3 separate regions of the Homo sapiens genome follow, and all the other regions are linked to region 3. A link is a loop called in an ENCODE intact Hi-C map of the cell type or tissue named here. Cell type or tissue: endothelial cell of umbilical vein. All regions are shown on one strand.

Region 1 (8,000 bases), 390 kb before region 3:
TTGAGTGTCAATTCAATGCAAAGTATACTAAAAGGTGTACTACCTCCTAGTAGTGGAAATACAATGGAATATTAATTCAATGCAAATCATACTTATCAGCCTTTTTATATTCTTCTAATTATTCAACAAATATTAACTGGATAACAATTTTGTGCCAGACAATGTACTTAACACTGGGAATAAAGCACAGAGAAACAGACACGGACCTGCCTTGATGGGAAGTGCTGTCTACTGGGAGACAGGCATCAGAGGCAGAGAGCATGCAAGGCCATTTCAAGCAGAAGAACACAAGCAAAAGAGTAGAGGCCCCAAGAAGACCTGTGTCCACCATGTTGGTAAAGTAAGGGTCTCATGAGGTGGGGCAGTGGGGACAGAGGGCAAAGCATGGCCTTGAATTTCCTGCAAAGGAGTTTGAAAGTTAACCAATAGACACTATAAAGCCATTGAAGGTTTTTTGGAAGCAGGTGATTTAACTGACAAGGTTTGGGTTTTTAGAAAATAGATTTTATAACAAAGAACAACATAGCCTACAAAAGGTTGACTCTTGAGACAAGTGTGTCAGTTAGAACATTATCGCAATAGTCCAGGTGAAAGATGATAAAGGCCTGAGCCCAAGCATTAACAAAAAGAATAGTCTACAGAGGCCAAAAAGGTCCATATAGGAGATAAAATCTATGCAGCTTATCACTGGCTGAGGAAGGGGAGGAGAGTAAGCTAGAAAGAGTTGAAAAATGTCCCTGTTCTGATGACCACTTGAATGAAGAGAATCTCATTAATTAGATTACGCAAGAAGGAGGGAGAGTTTGTACGAACCAAGCTGGCACATTCAGTTCTGATTCAACCTTCGTGATGCAGTTAAGAGTATCCCATTAAACTTACTGACGTGACCACAGCTCTTAGCTCCTCTGAGCTCTCCAGTACACCACCATTAGTTAACCTCATCAGGTACAAGCTCATTACCTCCTAATGCAGCCACTGTTTGCTAGATGCCTACTTTGTTAAAGTCTGGCAGTAGGTGTCATTTTGGAGTGGGGTAGATTAAATGGTGAATTGAGATATAGCTCCTGCCTTCAGAAGCTCACAAGCCAGGAGCAATCGATGCATGCATCCTTCCTGTGGGCCCGATCATGCACTGAGCACTGGCTACACCAGATGAGTGAGCTGCTGCACCGGTAGATCCACATACAGAAACAAATTAGGTGCCAATGCTGCTCTACGACTAAAATGGATTCCTGTAGCTCACAATTTCAAATGTTAGTTCATTAAGCCCATTTTAGTTTTCTCACTTATTGCTGTTTGTAAAGGGAAAGTTATCACTTTAAACAAAAATATGCCCCCTATCTATTTTACGTGTAGATAATACACAAAAATACTTCATTTGAAATAAGGATTCTGCGGTTTAAAAGTAAACATGTAGTCTGACAGTCTGAAAACCACTGGACTACAGCAGCAGCTTCCCCATCGGCCCAGAAGCCTGGCAAGCATTGGTAAGTCACGTGCTACAGAGCTGCCACACAATTTCCATTCAATTCAATTGCCCAGTCCCAGCTTCGGACAAGTTTGTCTAGACCCAACATGAGTGTCCACAAGATGCAAAAACAGCTGCTTAATTCAATTTAAGAAATTCAATCACCTAGACTTTTTTTTTCCTCTAAGACACCAGCCAAGTGTTTGGACTAATTTTTTTTTATTTCCAGAGAATTTATTGGTTCACATCACATAGACAAGAACTCTATGTCCAAAGAACTTGGAGTTTCAAAGCGACATGATGATGCAATGAGACATTTTGACCAAATTCCATCCTGAATTTGATGAATCCACCCAAAAGGAGAAAAGTGGCTGCTTCTGGTTTGCACCCATTCTCAAGGCAGTGGGGCATAGTACAAACATACCTGGACTGGGAATGTGGAAGTCAGGATTCTCTTAAGGGCTCTGCTCCTAACTGGCTACAAAGCCTGGGCTCAGGCTTCCTCATCTATTAAGTAAACTATTTGAACTGGTTGATTTCAGAGGTTCTACCCAGCTCTAAAAATTCTATAATCCTGAGAACATCTCTTTAGGCATAGTTCTCTAACTTTGCTGTTCTGAATAAACATGATCTGGTCACACTGAAATTTCCTGTCCTTGGTAATTACAATTAATTAGCAGAAATCTATGGCATAAAAAATTAATCGTAGTGCAATAAGGATTATAAAAGCTAGCCAGATGGTGTTGAGATGAACTAAGAGAAGAAACTTCTTTTTCAATTCTAAAGCCCTATTTCAAGTGTTTGTAGGCTTTTTGGACTTGGGTGGTTACCAGCAAGTCATTAGTAGTTTCTGCAAGCAGGACCCAGCCTAAGCTCGGCCTGGCTTTGAAAGAATACGGTCTGGTCTGAAGTTTCATTTGGAGCCTGGTCAGAAATACGCTGTTGATGGTGGTGAGATCTATCTTTTTCTGTGTTTAAGGACAAAGAGTCTTCTGACAAGCCAGTGGAAAGAAAGAGTCTCAATCCAGACAGAGCAAGTCAGGTCTGCAGTGTCTGTCTTGTTTGCTGTAAAGCTAAGAAGGAGGATATTTTAGAAGAAAATATAAAAAGGAAAGAAAGGCTTGCTAAGGGCCTCCTGCTGTTTGACTGTACCTCACCCTGGCTAGGGAGTGGGAGAGTTTTATTAAGCTATTCCCTTCAAGCCTGCATAGCTTAGGAGTGACTTTTCAACTCAGAAACTTGGGATTAGAATATATTTTGAAAGCAGATCTGGGTTTCTAGTGGCGTCTGGTCTCCACCCTTCTCGTGTTTATTCTTAAATCCTGGTTGCCCTCCCTTCTCTTGTTATCTGCTGATAAGGATTCAGGTTAATGCCTTATTATGGAACTATTTTAAAATTTACGGTAATTTCAGAGTAGAACTAAGACCTTCCAGGTAAGTTTTCTTGTGCCAAAGAGTGGCACACTGTCCTCCAACCTATGGAGACTCATGATTTTGTTTCACAGATTGGATTCCCTTATTCTGGCCTCTCAATTCAATGTGCTAGCCCCCTGGGGAAAAGGAAACACGGCCTCAAACCAAATAGAACCCAATCCACACCTACGTTTTCACAAGGGAGTTGGCCTGCATGAAACTGTAGGAAAAGACCTAATAAAGCACGTGAGTATTTAACCCAACTCCAACAAATGATTAACTACAACGTGAGGAGAAAAACAATAACAGGAACCAACAATGATATGAACATGGTGATGAGTCATCCGCCAACCCTTGCTGATTGACGTCAGACCAGCCACAAAGGGTGTTTTACAAGTTAAGGACAAAGTGACCTCCAGGGTTACATGCTACAGGGCTCTTTAGATTGTTTCCTTTCCTCCAGGTCCCATGGCTAAAGGTGTATAAATGCATAGCAAGGGGGCTTTCAGCAAGTTGCAGTCTCAATTTCAGAACTGCTGCCCAAAAGAGGTTTAAATTATCTGAATGTATTCTAAGAAAACAAATCTAGCAATTTCAAAACTTTCCAACAAAAATCTATGTTTACACTCTTTCTGACCACCAGTATAAAAGTTTCTTTCTCTTCCCACCCTGACTTTATCACCATAACTCTTCCCTGCATGATATATTTTTCCTTGTTGCACTTATTACTGCCTGATGTGCCATACATTTGTCTATGTCTGCCCCACGACCCACTAGAATATAAACATTTTGAGAACAGGGACTTTGTTACTTTCACTGCTATATCCCCAACATAGAAGTCGCTATCCAGCTCACAGAAGGTATGAACGAATTAATGAATCTAATCAAACATCTATTATAAAGGCATTCAGTAAATATTTATGGGAATTTGTAAATAGATAATTAAGTTTAAAAAAGAGAATGGAGGCAGATTAAATGACTTCCTAAAATATGTCTTCAATTAGTGTTAGCCAACAACATAATCATTATTTTTGTTTTCATTTGGGTCACCTCAGATTTACCACTTCTGTCTTCCTTCCCACCTTCTTCACTTTACCTAGGTCCTCTTCTCACAGATAGGTAGTCTGTCTCTGATTTTAAGTGACGTACCAGCCCGGAGATCAAATCTTGGAGCTCCCACATGGCCATGGGATGAAATCCTGACCCACTCAGACTGTGCACAAATTCTTCTTTATTTAGACAGTAAAGGAAAAACCTGTTGAATGAGCAAGTAAAAGCAGTAATAAGAAGATAGAGGGCTTTATTAGCAGGGAAACACTGACCATGAGGCAGTCAAAAAGCAGAGACTGATTAATCAATTTGTTTCAGAGAACATTTTGAGATTCTAGTTTCTTTCAATAAAATGCACTTATATATCTATTTGATTTGATATGGTTCACCAGGCACTCTTTAAAAAAAAGTTGCAAAAAATATTTGAAAGTTTTTTAGTATACAGCTAACGATTGATGCTTATTAGTTCCTGAGTTCAGCTAAGTTCTTGTATTCCATGTAGATATATGAAAGGATCATTTAAAAAACATGCCTTTAGGGAGATGCAATTTTATTATATGGTGGCAGCTCAGATACAAATGATCCAGTTTTACAAGTTAGGTCTAATTTTACCTGGTCACTCAGGCAGGCACCTGACCCAAGCAGGCCTTGAGTATATAACAGCCCCAGGTCTCACAAGACAGTGCTGCCCCAGAAGCGTCCTGAGAAGACTGGAGACTGATGGATGTGGGAGAATTATATGGGATGCAGAGGGGAGGAAGGAGCCCTCTTTCCCCAGTGACTCTAACCAGAGATACCAACTGCCTGGGGAGAGGGAGGCAGGCACTTACAGGGTTTTCTCTCTCTTTCCATCCATAGAAAGGTGACAAGTGGCCCCTGGGGGAATATGGAGGATTTGTGAGTATTCCAGTCTGGAGTCTCAGGATGGTATGGTAGAGACAGGGAGAATCTTGGGCCTGATAACCCAGACCCTTGGTTTGTTAGTGAGTGGAACTTAAGATTCTGAAATTATATAAGTGAAAAAGAACACTATAAAATTCAGGACTTAAACTGATAATTATCTCACCAACCTCTGGACTTTATTTAGATTTGAGTAAGAAGGAGTAAATGCCAGGAATGCTTGGAAAATATAACTTTCACTGATACAACAAAAAAGTTCTAGTATCTTTCTCTTATGATGAAGCCCCAGTCCAGACATGGTGGCTCATGCCTGTAATCCCAACACTGTGGGAAGCTGAGGCAGGAGGGTGACATGAGCCAAAAAGTTCCAGACGAGGCTGCATAATATAGGGAGACACTATCTCTACAAAAAAAATTTAAAAATTAGCTAAGTGTGGTAGCACGCACTTGTAGTCCTAGCTATTTGGAAGGCTGCGGTGGGAGGATTGATTGCTTGAGCCCGGGAGGTAGAGGTTGCAGTGAGCAGAGATTGCACCACTGCACTCCAGCCTGGGTGACAGAGTGAGACCCTGTCTCCCCCCGACCAAAAATAAATAAATAAATTTAAAACAAAATGAAGCCCCTTATACTGTCTGAAATTATATACAGGGAGTTTTCACATTTTCAGTAATTCAAAGAGAGCATGAGTCAGGGCCTCTGATATAGAGCTGGCTCTGTCACTTGCCACAAAAACACCCTCTCGGTAGGAAGATTTTCTGAGCTTTCGCTTCTCTGCAAAATGAGTGATGAGCCAAGTGGTACTATACTCCATGAGGATATCTCTATTTTCTGGTAAGATAAGAGGTCAGAATAAATAAGAATTTTCCAGAGGCCTACATAGTCAGAATAGGGCAGGAATACTACCAAAAAGCAGTCCAAGGAGCCTACAAAAATATATAAATGTAATAGAACCATTATAGTCAAGGCACAAATAATAATTAAGTCATGGAGGAAAAGACAGAGGGAGTGGAAGAGTTGTAGAATGTTCTAAGTTGAAGATACATATGTGATTACGCTTCCTTGTTAGTCCAAAAAAGGGAATGGGGCAATTATAATTCTCAATAGCTAATAAAAGGAAACTTAATAGTTTATCAAAGGAGAGATACTATAAAACAGCCTCAAAATCTAAACAGAATTTATTGTCTGGTTCATTATATAAGAAATGGTGAAAAACACAAATGACAATATCAGTAAGAACAGATTTTCAAAGCTCCAAAAATGTTTTTCATGATGTTTCTTTCTCTTGAAGAGATCTCAGTAACAACAAACCACCACCACCAGTAATGACCATAATAATAATGAACCAAGGGACCTAAAATAAATAACATGACTATATTGCAATAGATCTTTGGTGGTCAGTATTTCCCTTAGACAATACTTCTCAAATATCAACCATCTCAGACTGGCATGACTGGGCAAGGCCTATATACATGCAATGAAAAAGCACTATAAATGATTGCTGCTATTATTATCAGGTCATTCAACTTATATGAAGCAGTCATTAAATTAAAATTAGAATGACTTTGTTTAGGCAAATGACTTGCTAGAGGCCCACCTCCAATATGCCTTCTGAGTAGCCACAACTTACCCAACGAATGTTTTGGCCTTTGCAGGAGGGGGCCAAACATTGGGCGGGATAGCCATCTTTTCTCTGGAAAAGATTGGTAGATAAAAAAATTAATATGGATGATTATTTGGAACCATCTGGAAGAAGTCAATATGTTCAGGGTTTGCTAGGCTGACACATAAGTTTCTATGGGCTTCTGAGGTTTCTTGAGATTTGTCTGGTGTGAGATTGGATAGGATCCTGTGCCATAAGTTTCCTTAGAAAAATACATGTTTGCTGGTCCTACATTCGTTTACATATAAAACAATTATATGAAACAATTATGCAATATGAAAGCTTATATTTGCTTGACAATGATAATTTTGTAGAGATGACTCCAGAATTTCAATCACGTAGTATCTGATAAGTTACAGGTTTTAAAATGTCATTGTCCATTTTTTTAAACCAAATGAAGACTCACAGAAACATTCTCCACTTGCATCAAGATATTGATTACCACATTAGTTTATAATAGAGAACATTTGGAAACACCTACATAAACAAGAAAAAGGGAAATAAGAGGATTGTGGGTGTATCAGTTAGCTACTGCTGCCTAACAAACTGCCCCCAAACTCTGTTGTTTTGGATGAAAACAACAAGCATTTGTTTTTGCACATAAGCCTACAAATCAGCTAGGGGTTTCTTCTAGTCTCAGCTGAACTCTTGCAACTGAGGTCAGCTGGCAGTTCAGCTGGGAGCTGACGGGTCTGGGAAGCCTTAACTGTGATGACTGGGAAGATTGGGGTTTCTTTCCACTAATTTGTGATTTTTCTCAAATCTCAATATGATGGTAGTTTGTCTACAGCAAGGTTCCAAGGAGGCAAGCAGAAGTGCACAAGGCTTCTTGGGGCACAGGCTTGGAATTGGCACCCCATCACTTCTGCTATATTTTTTTGGCCAAAGCAAGTCACAAGGCCAGCCCATATTCCAGGAACTGGAAAATAAACTTCACTCCCTAATGGGAGAAGCTGCAAAATCACATTGCAAAGAATGTAGAAACAGGGAGGGGTGAAGAATTAGGAGCTGTTTTGCAATCTACCACAATGGTATATTCACTGGGTGGATTTTTCTCCAGTCATTAAAAGTGAAGCCTACGTAGCAAGTTTAGGAAGTTAAAAGGACAAAAGAAAATATTATGTGTTAACTTTTATTACAGCCATATAAATATACATGCAAAAAGGTTAGAGGAAAATATACATACATGATGGCTGTATAAGGATGGCAGGATGTGTGTTTTTGACTATTTTTTTAAAAAATATTCTGACAGCTTTAGTGGAGAACTCAAACCTCTTGTCATATCTGAATGTGGCATAAGCCACATTTCATTTCTTCAGTAGGGTTTTGCTGAAGTAACCAGTGAATTAACAAAAGAATTACGGAGAGAAAGAGTAAATGACCTATTTTTTGTTCTTTTTTGGACAAAATGATTCAACCCAGAAATTCCATGCCAAAATATTCAGCTGACAGAAGGAATTTAATGTGACATAGTATGCTTGCTATTTCTAGGGGAATGGCATTAGAGCT
Region 2 (8,000 bases), 310 kb before region 3:
GTCTTCATTTTACACTGCGGCTTTATTCTCTGCCCCTTTGACACAGCCAGCTGCCTTTCACGTTCCAGCTCAGAAACAGGCTGGCTTCAGGCTGTAACAGGCACCAGCTTCCAAAGCCCTTTCTCCAGATGACTCACGTTAGCTTGTGTGAGCCTGTGAGCCCCACACCACAGCTCCCAGACCTTTGTTCCTTTGCAAAGTGCATTTAAGCTCCAAGTACTAAAACAGTGTCTACCTAAGTCTCCTGCCTTACATTGGAGTGAAATAATTAATTACACAGTGGAGTGTCTGGTTCCTATCTTGTTCAGGTTCATCCTGTTATCAACTCAGCAGCTGGAGGAAGTGACATCACGTGCCCAAGCTCGGCTTTGAAGCTGGAGGTGCATACCGAGACACTGTATGTGGTACTGCACTCTGGCCAGGAAACATCACCCTTGGACCATCTGTTAAACTATTTAAAAAAAAAAAAAAAGTTGGGACATCAGTTTCTTAACTAGAGTTTCAAATCCTATTGTTCAAATGGTGAGAAAAGCCTTTTGTGAATTCTGCTCTTAGCCTGGAAGGTTATAAAAGGAGTGGAGATAAGTTCCTGCAAGTGTCTTGAAAATTAAATCCTTTTATAGAAAGCATAAATATATGTGGGGCTAGGTGGGGGGAATGCTCCACTGAGCAGGCTCCCATGTAACTAGTGAAGCAGATCCATTTAATGCTAGTCACCAGGATTTCTTTGCCCGAGTATTCCAAGCCCTGGTCTGGGGCTGCTTTTCTACTCCTATGAAAAAGTGCTTTATCAACTGCTTATCTCAAGTTTTTCTTAGTGAGTAACAGCTCTGGGAACTCTCTGTGTGGATCTGAACAGCATGCAAAATCATTTTACTTTTAAGACAAAAGACATTAGCTTCCTGTAGCTTTCTTAGCCATCTCTACCTCTCTTCCTTTCCCACCCACTTTTCCCTCCCCTCCCCTTCTTCCAACCCCCATGGCACTAAATAAAATGCTTAGAAAATGAAGGCCACAGCTGCCCTTTCTTCCCATTAAAACAATCAAGAATGATGGTGGGTTTAATATATTTGATTAGAGAAACTCCAATTTGGTGCACTTGAATCAGCTGCCTTTGTCTTCAGCTCCCGATGGCCCGATTTCAGTGGAATGTCCTCTGCTGTCCACTGCCAGCTCAGGCTGGGAGAAAATTCAGACGCTGAAAGCATTGGCTTGGCATGCTCAGAAACACGGTATTTATGCTGTAGAAGATGCCAGGCCCACTTCTTCCTAATCAGAGGGAGCGCCACTTCATTAAATCGTGGTCACTTACTGGTGACCCTCATAGTTGTAGCCCTGGGGGGCCTGTGGTACTCTTTAGCAATGTTAATTTTTCATGGATTTTATTGCTTTCCTTCATTGATATTGGCTGTTGAAATTCCAGCCTGAATCCTGTTCAAACAACCCAGGAGATTCTGGTACCCAACTTGCACAGAGGAAGTTCAGAGAATAATAATCACATTTACATATGGAGTCTCTTTCATTCAAAGAACAAATAGAAAACTAATGGAAAATAAGAAAATGTGTCATCATTTCCCCACAAGGTGTTATTAAACAGGTTTGAAATATTGCCTGGGCAGCCCCAAACTTGTAGGGTACTTGAGAAGGAATTGATCTCCTTGGGGGCTGGAGGCTTGGCAAACACAGCTTATTTGCACTTAAAGTTTATAGAGATTTTTAGGAAGGGCTCTCTTGAAATATTCTAAATAAATGTATGCTCCAAGAATAAGTACAAGAATGAATTCAGGATAAGAGTTTAAATTCCTATCAAAGACATATTGAAATGCTACAGAGTTTGTAGGGGTTTATTTGAATATATTTTAATCCCTACCATGGCCAAAGTCAGAGATTGGAGTTAGATGGATGAGGTCACAAAGACTGCTAAACTCATTTTCTACACTTTTATGAAGCGAAATCCCCACGTCTCCCAGTATCCACCCCAAGTCAGCCGCCTAGCTGAGCCCCTGCCCAGTGACTTCTCCACCCAGGCTCTGTGGTAGGAAACCAAAGCCCAGGGACACAGCCAAGTTAGAAATAGCATTCAGGCTTTTGGGTCCCAGTGTCCATGCCCAGTCTGTGAGTTGGCCTGTCAACAACATGGACAAGGGACATGCTGGGTTCTGCCAGGCTCAGGAAGAGTGGCCCGGGAAGGAGGGCTTCCCGTCCTCCACAGCCCTGGCAGTGAGCATCTCGCCATCACCTCAGGGGTGGGTGGGTGGGGGCTGGATGTCACTCAGAGACCAGTGTGGTCCCCATCAGCTTTGCAGGCGCTGCAAGCCCAAGTCCTCAGAGGAGACCTGGTTACAGTCTGTCTCCACACTCAAAGGCACTCTGGTCGTGGGGCAAGAAGAATGAGCACAGCCTTCTGGGAGGGACGGTTTCCCAAGAGCAGCACCCACACACAGGGAAGGACTCTGAGAGAAGGTGCCGAGCCTGGCGGTGTGAATGAGCTCCATGCTTCTCCTTGGGAGAAACGAAAGCCTTTCTAGACACTGAGGGAGCAGAGTACAGGCAGCTAAGGCCCACACGGCCCCCCAAGGTGCATCAGATAACTTTAGTTACAAAAATACAACAAAGAGCTGGCTGCATTTTACCTCCCCTTCCACTGTAAAAGTCGAGATTTAAGATTCCTGTTGTATAAGAATTAATATGAAAAGAATTTTGTATCCTATTATGGCATTGTGTTATAATAATGGAATGCTCTCCCCGCCCAATCTGGCTTACTGTCCCCTAGATCTTGCCAATGATTATTCAGTTCCACAGTGTGTGAGTGTTGCTGTGGGGACAGCCTCCTGAGCCTGAAAGAAAGAGGCCATGAATGCTTCAAGCTGGAAAACGGCATAGTCAGCCCTCCGCCCCGGGCACCCCTATCTACGCACACTCAGACACACACACGGGGACACACACACTTCACCCAGCGGTTTTACTATCTTCCAAGCTAACCTGGACTTGCATGGGAAGTTTAATACTTGGACAACTGCAGCTGTATGAGCAGCTCATTGTCTCTGACGTGACACACAATGGGTTCCAGAAAAGGAAAACAAAATACTCTTTAAACTGTGCTGCATTCTGTTTGGAAATCGAGAGTCCAGGCAAAGGGTTTTCCTTGACAAACCAGAACAGGGGTGTTGTTGCTGCACTTTAATTTTGCTTGGTAACTGGATCTTGTTCCCCTGAGCATAAAGATTTAACAGAGTTTCTCCAGAATTTACCAATTCAGAGAGTTCTGAACAGCTAAGTAGGGGTGGGCAGGGGAAAATGTGTTTTTAACTCATCACATGTCCGCAGGATTCTTAAGGAGAAAACGGCGACCGGTTCTTTTCCATGTCCCCCGGAACAAAGCAAGGAGAAATGAACTTCAGCTGCAGCAGGTGAGATTCAAGTGAGACATGAGAAAAGTTTTCCAGCCTGAGGAATGTTGACTAGAATGTATCACTGAGTGAGGATGCTGAAACACTGCGGAAGATCCATGGGTCTGGCTAATTACCGCGTAGTAAGGGGTGGAACCCTTGGATTCTACGGAAGCTCCTGGCTGGTTAGGTGCTGATAATGGTGTGTTGTTTCATTTTGTTTCAAGATTTCTAGTTGTTAGGCTCCCATTGTCACATATTTCCCTCAAATCAACTCCCTCTGAATCACCCTATTTGGAGGGAGACACTATTCTCCATTTCCGCTCGGCCACTTCCAGCCTCACCCGCTCTTTATAATCTTCAGTGAGGAAATGCCTCTCACAGTCACTCTTCCTTCCCTACCATGGCACCGAACCACAGATTCCCAGCATTGAACAATGGCCATGGAAGATGTATCTGGTTGAGTTTGTTGTTTGTGTTTTTTTTCTTTTCCTTTTTCTTAATAGAATTCCTTCAATTACACGTATGTTTTCAGCAGCCGGGCCAATCCTCCTCCTCACAGGGGTGAGGTCAGCAAACCCAGGAAGCTCTCAGAGCCAAGAAAGCCTCAGATCCAGGAGGAAGTAGTTATGGATGCCCATAGCTGAAGTGCTCTGTGTCCACTGGAAGTAAAAGGAGCAGGTTCCTGCCGAAGAATGTACAGACGACGTGAAATCATGTGTGGCTACACTGAAGCTAAAGGCTGCCAGCCAACCATAGCCAGTTGGGGATATAAACCTCTAAAAACCAAAACTGGGGAAAAATGGCTCCCCATTTTCTGAGGTACTCTTGGAGCACAAGCTGAATGAAAACCAATCATCATTGCCCTGCCTAGCATGAAGCAGAATGAAAAGAAGGCAGATAATATTTCCTCCCCTGAACCACTCATCCATATCTGCTCTATTCAGATATTTGTGCCTAGGCAACTGCACCCACCCCTCTCAGCATTTACCCACAGATCCTCAAAACCAAGCCCTAGCACAATCGACTCCAGTGAAAATTAAAAAAGCTATCCCAAACATCTCCAAGCTTCTTTCCTCTGCAACTTCCCTCCTTCTTCTTCATCACCAGTTATACCACCAAAGTATCTACAACTGCTCAGATGCAGGCAAACTACCCTGAAAGTGCTCACATGTATTTCTTCCTTCCCTTGAGGGTGATATTCTACAGTAATTCCATTATGTTTACAAATAGAAAAGTTATTTCAATACATCTGTATATTATATATATGTATATATATACACACATAGCTTTTATATCACTGACACAGTGTTACATGCAATAAAGAGAGGAATTATTTATATCAGTACAATTTCCAAATTAGTAATTGCTCGCATTGAATTAGGTACTGTACAAATGGATTACAATGCAAATATATAAGCTATATACAAGCTTATAATTTTGAAAATATTCAAACTTGGGACATTTACGGGTATGTTTTGAGATGTGCCTATACCTGTGCATCACAACAGTGCCATAGGTCAGTTTTTCTGAGATTCAGGTGTCCATCGGATCTCCTGATGAGCCACAGGCCCTCAGAGAGGTCTACATGGTAGCTACAGGTCAACAGATGGCATGAACAAGGGCATTTCCTCCAGCCGAAGACTATGAGAACATCTATCTCTGAGAACATCAGAGTCTGCCCTCTGATACTCAGAAGAAGGTAGACATGAGCCCAGACACCTAGCTTGACTCCAGCCTCCATTAGCCGCTCCTCCAGGATGAACCATCCAATAAGACATTTAGTACATACCATTCGAATGCCCCAAATTCAGGGAAACATACAGTTAAAATAGGTCACAGGTAGACTTCTTGAATACAGAAGCACTGTCTTACTCAACTAAATATCTTCATTGCCTGGCAAAATTTCTGTTTCACAGTGGTTAATAAATCCTAGCTGCTTAATCAATGCATGAATAAATTTTGTCAAGCCTCAAATATCAGAAAGCCTTCAAGGAATTCTGGGAAGGTTAGGAGAAACAAGGTGTGGTGTGTTAGTGTTGATAGGAAAGACAACTTTGTAGGGCCATGGGTAAGTAGGATTTGGTCCACAGATTTGGAGAAAATGCAGGGAAAGAATTGGTTGTGAATTTACCTATATTGTCCAGTACCTCTATTGCCCAAATGTGCATGGTAAGGAATACTGACCCGGCTACTGCCTAGGATATGGAGACCTAAGACAGCCAAGATAGGAAGGATACACACCCACACAGAGTGCAACTTGATGGATAAGCAGCTCACAGAAGGTGACTTCCTCCAACACATTTCCTTCACAATTGTACCCAATTGGGATGGAGGAGATTCTTCTGGGTCTGAAGCAATATGCTCAGCTCTGTGCCTCTCTGTGGGAAAGGAGAGCATGGGTGTGCCCATTAAAGCATGCGTGTGTCCATGGATGCCTGCTCAGTCCCACAGAGCACCTGAGAGACAGAACTGGACCAATGATCATTATCATCATAATTAGAATTGTTACTGCCAGTAGTTGTGTTTAGTCCAGTGCCCAGCACCCTGTAATGTGTCCAATAATTGGACTGAAGGCTGAGCATAAAGAAATGCTAAATAATAGTAGTTTCATATGACAGATGAAAAAGCAAAATATAGATGGATGCAGAAAAAAGTAAAGGAAGCACTTGCTTTGATGTATAGACCTTTACCAGTGTTAAGAAATCAGTGGTGTGGCATTGGAATCTATACTTAGGGCATATTTAGTATACATTAAATGCGTGTTGGTCTTGCTTCTCGCACCAAATAAGTACAGTTGGAACAACTGCAATACTCACAGGAATTTTAAAGTACGTTGAAATGTACATAGCTATTTCTGAAGATGTTTAAAAACACCCTTGTCCCATTACTACAGTGCCCCCAAACGCTTTTTCATTTGAAAGCCAATAACAATGTCTTCACCAATCATATTCCTACGATCCCAGCAGGTGGGCAAGACTAGAAAAGCAGCCAGGCTACACATTTGCATCAAACAATAGAGAAACAGCCTTTATGAGGGACAGAATATAAGGAGAAGGGACAGGGTGAGGAAAGAGCACAAATAGGATTGTGTCTCAGCAGAACATCTGAGGTTTACCACCATTCCATCAACTGCATCCTCAGCAAGCTGATAACGATGAGCCTTTAATGCATTTGCTGCCTCTGACTTGTGCGGCCCAGCATGCAATCATCCAAATGATACCACAATAATGCTGGAGCACACATTAAGCACTTACTGTAATAGCTGGACTGCTGAGCAGGAGACATCGAAGGACGCAGAGCAGCAGGCATTAAGGGTGCCTTTGACTGCATGTGCACACTCGTACGAAGCCATGGTGTGGACTCCAATGAGCTATGTAGTGAGGACTGCAGTGAGATCACTGAAGAAGGAAATCGAGCAACGAAAGGTTGCTGATGGGACCTCTCTATTTTTAGGTTAAAAAATGTATTACACCAAAAATGAACCCTAATGTAAACTGTGGGCTTCAGATGATAATGATGTGTCAGTATAGGTTCCACTGTAGCAAATGTACCCTCTGGTGCAGGATATTGACAGTGGGGGAGGTGGTGTGGAGGGGAATGGGATATATGGGATATCCTTGTACTGTCTGCTCAGTTTGACTATGAATCTAAAATTGCTCTAGGACATAAAGTCAATATATAAATAAATAAATTTCAAACGTGGGATCTGGGGAGTTGTACGATATTCCCTGCAGTAAATAGCATTACTTACATATCAAGCGGCCTCATGCAGGTGAAGATAAAAGGACATAGCATCAAACATCTGGGTGTCTGCAGCAAACCATCCCAACTCCCGCTCCAAAGAAAATGACTCCAAAGGTTTTCCTGTTAGCATATTTCCAGTTATCAAAATCTTATGTTTTCAACCATCAGACATCTTGAAAGAGTAGTTGATGTTTTCATTGTTGTCATTACTCTTAAGTCTTAATGGTTCTGTGTTATTTTCCTGTGGCTGCTGTAACAAATCACTACAAATTTCGTATTTAAAATAAATGCAAGTTTATTATCTTACAGTTCTGTAGATCAGAAGTCTGGTATGCATTGCAGCCAACTAATGTCTAGGTGTTGACAGGCCGTGCTCCATTCTGAAGGTCCCAGAAGAGACTGCACTTCCTACTCATTTAGGTGGTTAGCAGAATTCCTTGCACTGGTAGGCCTGAGGTCTCTATTTTCTTCCTGCCTATAAACTGAGAACTGTTCTCTGCATCTAGAGGCCACCACATTTCCTTGGCCTATGGCCCTCTTCCTCCATCTCCAATATCATATCTCTCTGACACTCTTCCTGCTGGCTCTTTGACTTACAAAGACTCATGTGATTAAACTGGGGCCCACCCAGATAACCCAGGATAATCTCCCCATGTCAAAATCTGTGCCCTTAGTCGCAACTGTGCAGCCTCTTTTGCTCTGTAAGATAACATATTCACAGGCTCCAAGGATTAGGGCAGGCACATCTTTGAGGGGTGGGGCGTATTATGCCTACCATACTCTCCTTAACCCATTAATACATGGCCCTCATCCCCTTCTGAAACTCATTTCACTAAAGTCATCTTGAACACTTAAATGCTAAAT
Region 3 (8,000 bases):
TGGCTTACATCTTCCAATAGAGAGACTAAAAATCACTTTCACCTATATTAAATCCCATTACATCCCTGCTAGGTAGGAGGCAAATTGTCTCAAATGCATGAGTCTTCTGCACCATGGATGATATGGTTTGGCTGTGTCCTCACCCACATCTCATCTTGAATTGTAGTTCCCATAATCCCCATGTGTTGTGGGAGGGACCCAGTGGGAAGTAATTGAATCATGGAGGCGATTACCTCCATGCTGTTCTCATGGTAGTGAGTGACTTCTCACAAGATCTGATGTTTTTATAAGAGACTTTTCCCCCTTTGCTTGGCACTTCTCCTTGCTGCGGCCATGTGAAGAAGGACGTATTTGCTTTCCCTTCCATCATAATTGTAAGTTTCCTGAGGCCTCCCCAGCCCTGCAGAACTGTGAGTCAATTAAATCTCTTTTTACAAATTACCCAGTCTTGGGTATGTCTTTACTAGCAGCGTGAGAACAGACTAATACAATGGATCATCAAGTATCTTGGATTTAATCCCACAGCCTGTGAGTGAGGGTGGTCAGGCTAGAACTAGAAGCTCCATGCCAGACCTGCTTAGTCCACTGGACCAGGCATCCACTTTTTTTCAGTAGCTAAGAAGATGGCAGGGAACATATCTGTTAATAACAAAGTGAACACCATCTTTAAGATACTCCCCAGGGCATTTATCCTAAAGAAAGGAAATTGATATACCGAAGAGATACCTACACCCCCATGTTTACTGCAGCACTATTCACAATAGCCAAGATTTGGAAGCAACCTAAGTGTCCACCAACAGATGAGTGGATAAAGAAAACAGGGTATATATACACAATGGAATAGTATTCAGTCATAAAAAAAAAGAATGAAATCTTGTCATTGGCAGCAATGTGAATAAGCCTGGAGGACATAATTTTAAGTAAAATAAGTTAGGCACAGAAAAATAAATTCCATATTTAAAAAAAAAAAGATTGAGCTTAGAGAAGCAGAGAGTAGAGTTGTGGAGATTAGGGTGGGAATGGTAGTGGGGAAGGGAGGATAGGGAGAGGTTGGCTAATGGACACAAAGTTACAGCCAGATGGGAGGAATAAATTCTAGTGTTCTGTAGCACTGGGTAGGGTGAATACGGTTAACAATAATTTAGTGTTATTTTCAAAAGCTAGAAGAAAGGATTTTGAATGTTCACAACACAAAGAAATGATAAATGTTTGAGGTGATGGAAACGCTAACTATTCTGATTTGAGTATTGCACACCATATGTTGAAATATCACCTGTACCACAGAAATATGTACAATTATTATGTGTCAACTAAAAATAAAATGAAAAGAAAAAATATATTCTCCCAGGACCTGGCAGCAAATATCCCATTGAAAGAAAACCGGATTCCCAATTTTGCTTTTATAAAAATCTCTGATATTCATCTTCTCGAGCAATAATAGCATCTTTGTCTAGGGAAAAAACATCTGGTTTATTTATATGGTTTGACTTATATCTGGTAAGGAGAGGAGTAGCAGGTAGTCAGTGCTCATGAGTATCATGGAATCAGTACAGTGGAGCAATTAAGAGCTTAGACTTTAGAGTCTGAAACACTAGGGTCCCTTTCCCAGTTCAGCCACTCATGCACCATGTGGACACAGACTAGTTACTTATCCTCTTATTGCCAACACCTGACTCAGAGTGTTGGCAATGAAATGACTTCATGAAAGCCAAGTGCAGGATAAAGAACCTCGTGCATAGTGAGCATATAAAACATTATCATCATCATCATCATCAGCCATCAACAACCGCAAACTTCCAATCGCCTGCTACATTCAAAGACCTGCCCAAGGCACTGAGAGATGTTCACAGTTCTTTTTAGGAAGAATGTTTGAGAGATTTGAGAGGTATTTGTCAAGTATAACAATGGATTTAAAGATATCCAGGAAAAACTATCAGTATAATCACTTTTCTAAACTACAAGCAAATTGCATAACATAAGCATTATCTTTTAACTATACAAATAATGCAAACTAACTAGTTTAGAAAGCAAGGAGGCACAAGGAAGCATCCATTTGCCTGGACATTTGTTCGCTGGTTGCTCCTATGCTTAAGTTAGTTGTTTCTTAGGGGCTGGCCACAGTCCCATTGGATGAGAAGCTTACAACCATCATAGTCTTACTTCTGCTCCTTTAATTTCCAAGTTCCTAGGGGCAACACTATAGCTAAATATCAGGACTAGAGATGAATGCTCAACTACACACACACACACACACACACACACACACACACACCCTCCCCTCTATGACATCCCACGTCACCATCACCCTCAATGGCAACTTTCTATGGAATTTTATCCACTTCTCTGGTTCTTTGTTCTGGGATATCCTCCCTTTTTCACCAAACATGGAGTCATGTCAGCTACTCTTGTTTATTATCATACAGAATGGCTCATACCTCGTAATGTAGGAATGTTCTGTGCTATTGCTGCAAACCATTAAACTTTAAAGCATAGAATAGCTTTCATGTTTCTTCTTCTTTGGAAGAAGACAAAGCACTGACTTCACTGCCATTTGTTTCATAACTTACTCACATTACAGCCCTGAAAACATTCTACTGTTTTGGCCCAAATGGCTTCCTTGAGTGAAGAGCATAGGTTTCTACAGCAGAACCAGCAGGTTAGCTCTCAGGGTCAACCAATGCACACAATGGACTCTGGCTCCCAACAGCTAGTGCTTCAGTCCCCAGATTAAGGGCCATTACTGTAGATGAGCCATCCTTACCACCCATACAGCAATGGACCAATTTGGAAGGAGCCACTGGTCAGCTTTATACTTAGAAGACAGTTACAAGAGGAGCAACAGAGAGTAGTGACCTTACTGAATGCTCTTTGTACTTATACTCATCCAGGGACCTACGAGGCTGTGAGTAGCCGAAACTGATGTGCTGAAAAGTAGAGCGAAATGGAAATAGATCTGTTATGAGACAGAAGGTCTTATAGCCCAAAATTAACTTACTGCAAACATCCATCTTTGCTCCCAGTCCAAAAGTCATCCAACATAACTCAGCCAATGCCGACGTCCAGAGAATTAACGAGTAGCTGCTAGTTTCTGCTAGATCATTCTTTATCAGAACATAATTCTGTAAGCCCCCTGTTAAATTTTCAGAATCCTAAAGGGAGGGAGCCTATCTCCTCTATCTTTACATTCCAGTTCTTAGCACAAATGGCTGGTATAGAGCAAGCTCACCATAGATATTTGCAACATGAGTTGAGGAAAAGCAAACATCATCCTCCTGAGCTTAGTGTTCTCAGGAATCCCCAAGCTTTTGAAGAATGGAGGAATGACCTTCTAACTCCAGTCACATCATGACTAGAGATGAATGTTCAGCACACACAGGAACACACAGATACACACACACACACACACACACTCCCTCCATGACACCCCATTGTTTCCCTAAACCAGAGTCAAGTACTAGGATGCAGGCTTTCTGGAATGCACCTCCCTGGAATTCCCAGCCTATGTTGATTCTATGAGTAACCATCAGACACTGGCTACCACTATCTGTCATCAGATAATATCCTTTTCCTCCCACTAGCCAACTGGATTTTGAACCTGAAATACCCTTAGAAGGATATTTTCATTTTAGTTCGTAGTCTGGCTGCAGCCTCAGCCAGGCAGGCGGGCAGGATACAAGGGTCACCACACATTCCTGCTGGCTCTGGAAGGCAGAGCCATGGCCTGTCACCCTCAGGGCCTTGCCAGCCAAGATCCACCCATCTCAACAGCATTCTTCTTTCCAAGGGCCTCTCTCTCCAGCCAACTTCCTCTTCAACCTATTATTCTGAGGCACTTGGCTCTCCCTTGTTCCTGTGGGGTAGCCTAAGTGGGTGGCTACTTTTTACATGTCACAAAATTGCACTTGGTTTTCTACCATCTGGCCTTCTCCAATACACTGGCTATATGTTCTGGTTTGCTACTCTCTCTCCAGTGTGATTTACAAATTTCTTTCCCGAATGTGCTTTCCAGATACGAGGCTCCAGTGTGGAGAAACAGGTGTAGACTTCTTGTCAAAACTGCCAAAGGCTAACACCACTGACAGGCAAGTGTCTCCTCACTCCCCAGGGACTCCGCACCCTTGGAATGGAACAAGGAGGAAAGCTATAACTGGGTCCCCTAGAGCACAGACTCAGGACTGGGGCCCATTTCGCTGGGGTTCTGGGGTGACTAGATTCATACCTCTTCATTAATTTGATTGCCAAGAATTCAAGAGTGTATCCATTACTTCTTTTCAAAGATTTTATCTTCTTTATCTGTTACTGCTTTTATGATTGAATTTTTTGTTACAGATTACTTGTTAATATCTGAATATTTCTATGGATTTCCTATGGAAAGATATGAAAATAATTCTTTCTGCGGTGCATTTACAGTTTCGTAGGCTGCATTATCAAGTATATACTGGACAAGAGACAGCTTATATTTTGACAAGGCATTGATGACAGTTGAATCTTCAGCTTAAAATTTTACATATCTGATGATGGGAAGAATTTGTCACAGAATAGCTTCTGGCCCCTTCCATGTCAAACCTTGATCATCTTCTATTACCCACACACTTCTGGTGCCAGGTCCTTAAATGCCTGTTCACCTCAGCTCAGTCATGGAACTGGTTGAGTCAGCACAATCGGCATTAGAAGCATTTCTGTAAACTACTCACACGAGTGGCTACAAATAGTTAACTATACACAGAAGCAACTGTGAACCTCATAAATATATACCTCTAATCCAAACTAAATGTCTGCTTGACTCCGCTTCCCTTATTCTGATCCCAAAAATGCCTGCAGTCACCAATTCAAGAAGGGAGTATATTGGAGAGGAAATCGCACTAGAAAGAGACTGTGGTCTTAACCAATTATAGATCATTTATCTTACTTGTATAAATTTTACAAAAACCTATAAGCATGTGAACAGTTTACTGGACCCTCACATGGCTGTGAAGGTGAAGGAGCCTGAGCCGAGGCTTTGATTATCTTTATTGGAAATCCACTCTGTCAATCAGAACAGATGTAGCTGATGAGCAATCAGCTCCATTACCCGGCACCTACTGGCTGAACAAGCATCCCTGAATGTTGACTGCTAACGTTCATAAACATCTGTACGTGTTTATGACTAAACACTAGGTTCTCACTCTAACTTGTTTTAAGTTCTGTTTTGCCATCCTTTTCTTTCATTATATGTTATTGCAGCCTTGATCTGTACATTTAGGCATTTTTAAATATGTGGTATGTATTAAGGGGCTTTCTGGGATCACAGAATATATCTCTCTACAAAGGAGGGTGTAAGAATAGCTTGGATGAAAGGGCAAAATCCAAGCATCCCTGAATGTTGACTACTGACAGTCATAAGCATCTGTAGGTGTTTATGAATAAAGGTTAGGTTCTCACTCTAAGTCGTTTCAAGTTGTTTTGCCATTTTTTTTCTTTCATTAAACAGTTCCTTCTTGCCTTCCTTTAAATGCTCATTTGCTGTGGTCTCAACCTCTTGCATTTTTATGTTATTGAAGCCTTGATCTGTGCACAGTAGGTATTTTTAAATATGTGGTGTATACTAAGGGGCTTTATAAAGACAGGATTACAGAACATATCTATCTCCAAAGGAGGATGTAAGAATAGCTTGGATTAAAGGGCAAAACATGTAGATCAGGTAAAGGAAGGTATTAAGCAGTCAACTGATGAGCCAACCAACCAAGCCACCGAGAGTCCTAGGAAGCATTTCCTGCCCTCAGATCAGGTCAGGAGCCAGACATTGGTGTCTGTGTGTTGGTTTCTCCTCTACTGGAATGCACGTGTGTTGACAGCAGGACCTGCATCCTTCATCTCATGTGTCCAGCATGGTACATGTGCAATCAGCTTTATCAAATGAATGAATGAATGAATGAATGACAAAACATGGAGAATGGTCTGTTTTGTTGACGGTTAGGATTGTTGATGATTAGGAGTCACTGGAAACCTTGGCAAGTGTGATTCTGGCAAAGGTGATGCAGAGGAAATCAGATCAGAGAAATTCCGGAAGCATGTTGTTTATGAAGGAAACTCATTGTGGATGCATGCTACAGGATATAGGGAGTGAGGGGGACAGGAACTGCAGTTCTGAACAGGGCCAAATATCTGGGTTTTATTTTATAAAAGAAGGTATCCAAAAAGAGAGGCTGGGACCCAAAGAAAAGAAGAAGAGAGCTGGAGGCGGGGTGCAAGAGGCAGAACAGGGATGTGTCTAGATGATGACAAAAGACCTTCCTGAAGCTGGTGACTTAGTGGGCTTGTATGATGCAGGGTCCTGGACCTTGGTCTCCTGTAGGGAAATGCTTACCTCACGGGCCACAACACCAGCACAAGCAAATGAGCTTCCTGGTAAAAATGAGCGACACCATCAGAGAGACATCAGAAGGGAGGCATCAGAGGCACCAGGTAACGGGAGGGGAAGCAACATGCAGCACCCACAGATGGCAACAGTGGAATGAGAATGCACCAGAAGGTCCTGGTGGGTGGCAAGCAGGATTCTGCCTCCGCCAACTCATCAACACAACACGGGTTCTTTTCGTCTTTCCTCTAACCACAAATCATTCATTAATTTTCTTTAGTGTCTTCCGGGATTGCCATCCTCCCATTTCCATTGAGGATTCCTCAACTTAACAAAAGTGTTCGTTGGGTTAGAACCAGACCTGAAAGCAGCGAGGGAGGAGCACGCACACACATTTCATTATGAATTTGTAGCTTACATGCACCCAGTAGTTCTTCCTCAGATGGATGCATATTTTATCTATGTGAATTACCCTGGAGTTGTGACTTTCTAATTTTGTCTTAATTAAACGTGTTTCCTTTCCCAATTAGCCAGGTCTATGTTGAGTTTTAAGGTAACTCTCCAAGGTGCCAACATTCCCCCAACCTACTGTCACACACAAATGTCCACACCTTCCACTTATTCAAGTAAAAGAACCAGAAGGAAGGATGTTCATTCCCTTTTTTTTTTTTTTTTTTTTTTGAGACAGAGTCTCATTCTGTCACCAGGCTGGAGTGCAATTGTGCAATCTCGGCTCACTGCAACTTCCACCTCCCGGGTTCAAGCGATTCTCCTGCCTCAGCCTCCCGAGTAGCTGGGATTACAAGCATGCACCACCACGCCCAGCTAATTTTTGGTATTTTTAGTAGAGACAGGGTTTCATCGTGTTGGCCAGGATGGTCTCAATCTCTTGAACTTGTGATCCACCTGCCTCGGCCTCCCAAAGTGCTGAGATTCCAGGCGTGAGCCACTGCGCCCAGCCCATTCCCTCTTTAATTAGCTTTTTCTCCTTATGCCTTTTTGATTTTTTCATCTCAACACAAAGCGAACACAAATCTAGAAAGAGAGAGAGAGAACTTCATCTGGAAACAAAAGATAGAACCCTTTCCATTTCATTGGCTGGCAATAAAGACTGAAACTTCATCACCATGTTGCCTGGCAACCCAGGAAATATTGTTGTGATTAAACAAAAACTATCTGGAGTAAATTCACAATGAAACAGCTGAAAAGCATTATATCATCCTGCATTCCACTATGAAGACATGAGCAGCAGATACCCTGGGACTGTTCACCCCCCAAAACACAAAAAAACAAATATACCGACATCGCCAAGAGGCAGCCTAGAGGCCAGGAAATTCCCTGGACTAGGATCAGAAGTCCTGGGCAAGTCTCATAACCTTTGGGGCGGTCAGAGTTTTTTTCATCTGCAGAAAGAACAAGTAGAATTAATAAGCTCTGACATTTCATGTTTCAAAAGAAATAGTAAAAACTGGGAGCATCGTGCCAGTCATCTTTTTGAACGGCAGCATTCATTTAAGAGCCATGAACAGTGATCCACAGGCCTAAAGGGTGAAAGTCGCCCATCTTGCCTTAAATAAAATCCACAGTGGGATTGGTTGGGTTCCCATAAGCTGTTGATGCCCCAGTTATTACAAGTAACTCTCCTGGCTTAGAAAAGCAGAAG

What was found. Peaks named below come from ENCODE experiments on the same cell type or tissue, not always from the same donor. Only the 100,000 strongest peaks of a DNase experiment are listed, where the experiment ranks them.
Region 1: it touches region 3 in a loop (11-fold over the local background); 2 of 110 quality-filtered maps call a loop at or near these places.
Region 2: a loop joins it to region 3, with 15 times the contacts of the local background. A loop is called at or near these places in 4 of 110 quality-filtered maps.

What each region holds. Positions count from the first base shown.
Region 1 is chr13:40,113,005-40,121,004 of GRCh38, forward strand. LOC124903162 reads right to left here. Exons shown (of 5, transcript XM_047430821.1): 2 at 6,459-6,521; 3 at 4,031-4,136. Among named protein-coding and RNA genes, the nearest start is that of LINC00332, 65 kb to the right of the region's middle. In endothelial cell of umbilical vein, no CTCF peak of the experiment used is centred here; a DNase peak (open chromatin) is centred at 3,207; H3K27ac peaks cover 1,912 bases.
Region 2 is chr13:40,190,622-40,198,621 of GRCh38, forward strand. The region is part of intron 1 of LOC124903162; the gene reads right to left. LINC00548 (long intergenic non-protein coding RNA 548) reads right to left here. Exons shown (of 6, transcript NR_033877.1): 4 at 7,144-7,256; 5 at 6,647-6,790; 6 at 3,888-5,770. Among named protein-coding and RNA genes, the nearest start is that of LINC00332, 13 kb to the left of the region's middle. In endothelial cell of umbilical vein, no CTCF peak of the experiment used is centred here; DNase peaks (open chromatin) are centred at 260, 3,150 and 3,790; H3K27ac peaks cover 4,427 bases.
Region 3 is chr13:40,500,759-40,508,758 of GRCh38, forward strand. No RefSeq gene overlaps it. Among named protein-coding and RNA genes, the nearest start is that of LINC00598, 24 kb to the left of the region's middle. In endothelial cell of umbilical vein, no CTCF peak of the experiment used is centred here; DNase peaks (open chromatin) are centred at 3,533, 6,013 and 7,543; H3K27ac peaks cover 5,221 bases.